Linked DNA regions of Homo sapiens: region 2 is linked to region 1. A link is a contact called in ENCODE Hi-C or POLR2A ChIA-PET data. All regions are on one chromosome and are shown on one strand. Each heading gives the region's core, a stretch centred on a gene start or an enhancer-like site at or near the end of the contact. The rest is flanking DNA. Distances are from core to core; before and after follow the strand shown. Region 1 overlaps SH3RF2 (SH3 domain containing ring finger 2). Region 2 overlaps SH3RF2 (SH3 domain containing ring finger 2).

Region 1 (2,864 bases), core at 1-2,500:
AAAAAATAAGTTGGACCATGTGGAACTAGCTTTATAAATATATATGTGTTTATATAAATGGATAAAGGACTAGAGAAGGATATGTACCAAAATGTTAACATTTTGTGATAACTAGATGATGAGATTCTAGATGCTTTTCATTTTCTTCTGCCAACTTGTATTTCCTAAATCTTCTGAAATTAGCATATATTTATTACTTCTGTTTTTTAAAGAAAAATCTTCTTTAAAAAAAAAAGAAAGAAAACATGCTAGGCTATGTATAGCTCCAGTATAATATAACCTGTCAGTGCCTAACCTCATTAGCCATGAGCCTCACTTTAGCTTGAAGCAAGTCATTACATATTTAAAAGAGAGGTTTCATTGTTTAGCTGCATTTACTGGGTGCTTAACATGCATAAAGCATTAAAAATGAGTAGTAGAAAGCTATGAAAGAAGTAAAAGGCGTGCTGTCCACCCTGGGGATTGGAGGGTTTGAAACAGAACAGACCACAGTTGAGGAGAAGCAACCAATTCTTCTAGTCATAAGAGCTAAAGCAGGTTCTGAAATGAATGGTGTACCCAGAGCATTGCACAGCTTTCAGGGTTCTCTGTACCTCCTCTACTCCATCAGTGTTGAAGGAAGGGATGGAGGAAGGGTCCAGAGAGGCTGATCTTCTTATTGTCTCTACTAAACTCATTCCTAATTCTCATTCCTAATGCCTTTTCTCTTGCTGGGACCCCTTTCAGATACACCACCCAATTCTCTTTACCTGTTCAAATTTCACTTATTTTATAAGGCTCAGATAGAAACCTACTTTGTCCATAAAATTTCAGCAAGTAGTTAAACCCTCAATGGCCTCTTTCCTCTGAATATCTGATGAGTGTGTTAGTTGTACTTCACAGGCTAGCCTAACACAGAACAAGCACTCTGTTTAAAAAAAAAAAAAAAAAGCTTAGCAAGTGAATGAATGGAAAATAATTGAGAAGGTAGTCAGAGCTCCCAGGGGAAAAAAAAATTTTTAAAGAGCAAACCATTCACTGTGACCCTGTCCTAAACATATGTTTAATTATTCACTAATTTTTCATTGAGTGCCTGCTATGCCAGGACCTGTGCCTAGTTCTAAAGACACAAGACAAACATGGGTCCCTACTCTCAGAGACTATAAATTCAGAAAGTATTCCAGTAATTGCAAGTGTGTTGAATCATGTAAAGACTGAAGTAGCCAAGTGTAGTGGCTCATGGCTGTAATCCCAACACATTGGGGGCCAAGGCAGAAGGATTACTTGAGCCCGAGAGATTGAGACCAGCTTGGGCAACATAGTGAGACTCCCATCTCTACAGAAAATTTAAAAACTAGCCAGGCATGGTGGCCCACAATGTTCCCAGCTACTCCGGAGGCTGAGGCAGGAGAATGATTTGAGCCTAGGAGGTCGTGGCTACAGTGAGCCGTGATTGTGCCACTATACTCTAGACTAGACAACAGAGCAAGACCCTATCTCAAAAAAGAAAAAAAAGACTGAAGTAGTGGAAACTATTAGGGAGTTATGATATGCAACTTACCAGGGCAGAAGGTCAACAAATGCCACTTATGCCAAGATCTGACAGATAGACAGCATTTTAGATAATGGAGGTAGAATGTGCAAAAGTCCTGCATGATGAGGAAATGTGGTGTAGCCAGGGGAAAAAGGAAGTACCAGAGCTGGAGCTTAGAGAGTGAAAGAGGAACAAAAAATGAAGCCAGGGAAGTAAATGGAAGACAGATCACAGAGGACTTCATAAACCATCCTGTATAGTCAGGATAGGCTAGGTTATGCCGTGGCAATAAACGGCACCAAAGTCTCAGTGGCTTAACAAAGAAAATGTTATTCCTCACCTAAATTCCATGTTCAGTGCAGAGTGATGAGGGGCTCTGCTCACATAGTCACTCAGGAACCCAAACTAATAGGGCTGGGCCATCTGGTAGCTGCATCATCTGGAACATGTGGGCTTCCTAGTTTCCACAGTAGGGACGCATGAAAAAGAGTGAGTTGTATCACCAACTAAATGCCTCGTTTCAGAAGTGACACTTGTCACTCCCACTCACAGCCCATTAGCCTGAACCAGTCACATAGCCTGATGTGATGTCAAGTCAGCTGAGAAGTATAAGGGAACACGTGAAACACTGGGTATCATTGCCTCTGCCATATCATAAGAAGTGTGGATTCGACCCAAAAGCCAACAGAAGCCATTGAAAGGTTTTTAAGTGACCAGGTTTGGATTTCTTAAAGACTGCCCTGGCTGCAGTGGGAGGAACGATTTGAAGAGGAGGGAGAAAAAAGCAGAAAGTAGAGTTAGGAGGCCTCTGCATTGCCCAGTTAGATGACTGTGGATTCGACCCATAGGTTCATGGACCTTTCAGGAGGTAGAATCCACAGGACTTTGGGATTGACAGAGGCAGGCGTAGAGGAGAGAAGTGTTCAAGGACAGCCCCACTTCTTGATTTATAGACATAGGTCAGTGGCAGAGCCATCTGCTGGGTAGGAGTGGAAGTTAGGATGATTCAGTCAGTGGTTGACTCTCCAAGGACAGACGTCAGCTGCAATTAGTACCTCATTGGACCCATATGAGGTGCTTAAGTATTTATGGAAATGGTTGCCTGGTCTCCTGCATTATCTTGAGATTCTTCTTCATAAGTCTGGGCTGGGGGGGAAGGCACCAGTCATCTTATTACCCATTTCTGAAACCCATTTCCCAAAACTTCTCCATTTAATGATTATTCATTTGGATACAGTTTCCTGACACTTCACCTCTAAAATTAGCGAGTACAAGAACCATCAAGATTATCATTAAACTAGCCAGTGCTTCATTTGTTCTCCTAATTGCTCAGAGGGGAAAAAGATAATTA
Region 2 (2,807 bases), core at 111-2,610, 41 kb after region 1:
TTGTTTCCCGCTTTGGGTTATTATGAATAATGCTGCTGAAACATTTGCCTATAAGTTTTTGTGTGGACACATGTTTTCATTTCTTTTGAGCATACACTAGAAACAGATTTACTGGGTCATATGGTAATCCTATGTTTAATCATATTAGGAATTGCCAGACTGTTCTGCATAGAGGCTGTACCATTTTACATTCCAACCAGCAATGTATGAGGGTTTCCATTTTTATACCTCCTCCCCAACACTTATTATTTGACTAAAGTGGTTTTTTGATCCTACAACTTGATCTTTGGACTGTCACAATTACATACATGACCACACATACATTTACGCAATCATTGACGTAGACACATGTACAAAATTACGTGGTGGGCATACTCGTACACACCTCTAGAGTTCACATACATACACACAGAATCTCATAATCACAATCCTTTATACAATTGTGTCTGCAATCCCACATCAGCACATATAGCATACACACATCAATCCATAGACCACATGTGTGAACAAAACAAGATTTGCAATGGACCAATGCCATCACACATGTACATTAAATTGCCATGGGCCTTGAGCAAACATACATGTTTGCTCAAAACAAAGGGACATATGTATTTAATAACACACTCATACCTACATAAACACAAATACACAAACAATAGTTGTACCCACAAAAGCATAGTCCTAAAAAGGCACACACAGAGTTACCATCATTTATCAGTAGATGACTGAAAACAGACTGAATGTATTTACTCTGGATGGCATGGAGAAGGTTTCATTATCCTTGGTGTACTAGGTAGGAAGACCTTTTCATTCATTCCTTCACTCATTCCTTTGTTCTTTAAGCTACAAGTACGTATTGAGCATGCAGAAATACAATGATGAACCAGACTTACATAGTCCCTGCCCTCATGGAATTTACAGTCTAGCAAGGAAACACTCATAATCTGTGATATGTGCTCAGAAGGAAATAAGCAAGGCAATATGTTTGCCAAAGCCCTAGGATAGTAGGCAGTTTACAGGAACTTTTTTTTTTTTTTGAGATAGGGTCTCACTCTTTCACCCAGGTTGGAGTGCAGTGGCACAACCATGGCTCACTGTAACCTTGACCTCCCAGGCTCAAGCGAACTTCCCATCTCAGCCTCCTGAGTAGCTGGAATGACAGGCACCTGCCATCACACCCAGCTAATTTTTTTAAAAGAGATGGGATCTTACTATGTTTCCCAGGCTGGTCTAGAATTCCTGGTTCAAGCGATTCTCCCAGCTCAGCTTCCCAAAGTGCTAGGTTTATAGGCATGAGGCACTGAGCCCGGCCTTCCAGGAGCTTTTATCATTTTATCATTATTGTTTCCTCTTTTATCCTAGAAAAGTGAAAGGGATTCAAATTCAACTACTATAAGTCATTGGATAGGCGTGTGTGTGTGTGTGTGTGTGTGTTTCTAGCAATAGTCAATAATAAGAATATGGGCTCAGAACTTGGACTACCTGATTTTAGATTTTCTTTGTTTCATACTAATTGTGTGACCTTTCTTTCCCTCTTTGTCTCAGTTTCTCATCCAAATATGGGGATTATAACAATTCCTTTAATAAGGATTAACTTAGCTGATACTTATAGAGTACTTAAAACTGCCTAGTAATTGCTCAGTTCTGAATCAATATTAGCCACCATTTCATTTTCCAAGAGCAGGTTTTCATAGAGGGAGATGGGTGGGGTGGGGAGAGGGACAGGAGGAGGAGCCTGTGTAGTGCCCTGTGGACTGTAAATTGGACGGCTCTTCATCTTCCACCCTATCTGAGCAGGCTTTTGGAATGCAGTCCTGGCAAGCCACCCCACCAGGCCATAAACCAGCTCCTCCCCACCTCCCTGTGCCCACAGCCACAAACCACAGAGAGGACGCACAATGGGTGGCACCAGGCATGGCTGTTGGTTTTCAGCTGTGTCAGGTCTTTCTACGTAGCTGCTCTGTTTGCTGTGGGCCTGGGTTGTGGCATTCATTGGTTCTGCTTGGCTGTCTTTTCTGTCTGTGCAGGTCAGCACTTATCACCCCGCACCTGTCTCTCCAGGACATTCCACAGCCGTGGTCAGTCTGCCTGGCTCCCAGCAACACCTCTCAGCGAACATGTGAGTAAAAGGCTCATCCCTTCACCCAAGTCCTGGCACAAAGGGGTCATCTTTACCATGTACAGTGGTGATCTAGCATCACCATTCCCAAAACATCCCATCCAGAGACAATAGGTCGCCTTCCTTTACCACTTCCAAGTGAAATAATGGTGAAAAACAGAAATTAGGGCCAGGCGCAGTGGCTCACACCTGTAATCCCAGCACTTCAGTAAGCTGAGGCAGGAGGATTGCTTGAACCCAGGAGTTCCAAACCTGCCTGAGCAACATAGTGAGACCTCATCTCTACAAAAAAAATTTAAAAATTAGCCAGGAATGGTTGTGCACATATATTTTCCTAGCTACTTAGGAGGCTGAGGCAGGAGGATGGGTTGAGCCCAGGAGTTTGAGGCATCAGTGAGCTATGATCATCCCACTGCTCTCCAGCCTGGGCCACAGAGTGAGACCCTGTCTCAAAAAAAAAAAAAGACAACACAAATTAGCAAACCACATCACTCTTAGCTCATTATTTTACAAAAGTAGAAAGAGACTGGAAGATTATATACCACAACATCACTGGGAGATTGGGTATTGAGCAATTTCTATTGTCTTGCTTTAGATTCAAAATGTTGGGTCATAAATACATGTTGTTTAGTAAACAGCAAAAAATAAATATAGCATTTTAGAAAGAAAAAACAAAACAAAAAAAACC

Evidence for each region. A loop is a pair of places that touch in the nucleus more often than their neighbours do. ChIA-PET counts read pairs that join two places held with the same protein, here RNA polymerase II (POLR2A).
Region 2: a loop to region 1 is called in a map of Caco-2, with 3 times the contacts of the local background. The contact joins two enhancer-like sites. A Hi-C loop is called at or near these places in 3 of 168 maps with a recorded cell type or tissue (A673, Caco-2 and IMR-90). POLR2A ChIA-PET finds 5 or more read pairs at or near these places in 4 of 52 experiments (A673, MCF 10A, OCI-LY7 and 1 more).

Annotation. Positions count from the first base shown.
Region 1 is chr5:146,004,942-146,007,805 of GRCh38, forward strand. All of the region lies in intron 4 of SH3RF2 (SH3 domain containing ring finger 2), which reads left to right. The region is part of intron 2 of LOC107986458 (a long non-coding RNA gene); the gene reads right to left. Among named protein-coding and RNA genes, the nearest start is that of SH3RF2, 70 kb to the left of the region's middle. RefSeq lists an enhancer at 2,665-2,834. Within about 2 kb of position 1,251, at least 3 of the 41 ENCODE cell types and tissues checked have a DNase peak (open chromatin) inside an H3K27ac peak, as active enhancers do.
Region 2 is chr5:146,045,745-146,048,551 of GRCh38, forward strand. It overlaps SH3RF2 (SH3 domain containing ring finger 2), which reads left to right. Exons shown (of 10, transcript NM_152550.4): 6 at 2,028-2,119. The region is part of intron 1 of LOC107986458 (a long non-coding RNA gene); the gene reads right to left. Among named protein-coding and RNA genes, the nearest start is that of PLAC8L1, 58 kb to the right of the region's middle. Within about 2 kb of position 1,361, at least 3 of the 41 ENCODE cell types and tissues checked have a DNase peak (open chromatin) inside an H3K27ac peak, as active enhancers do.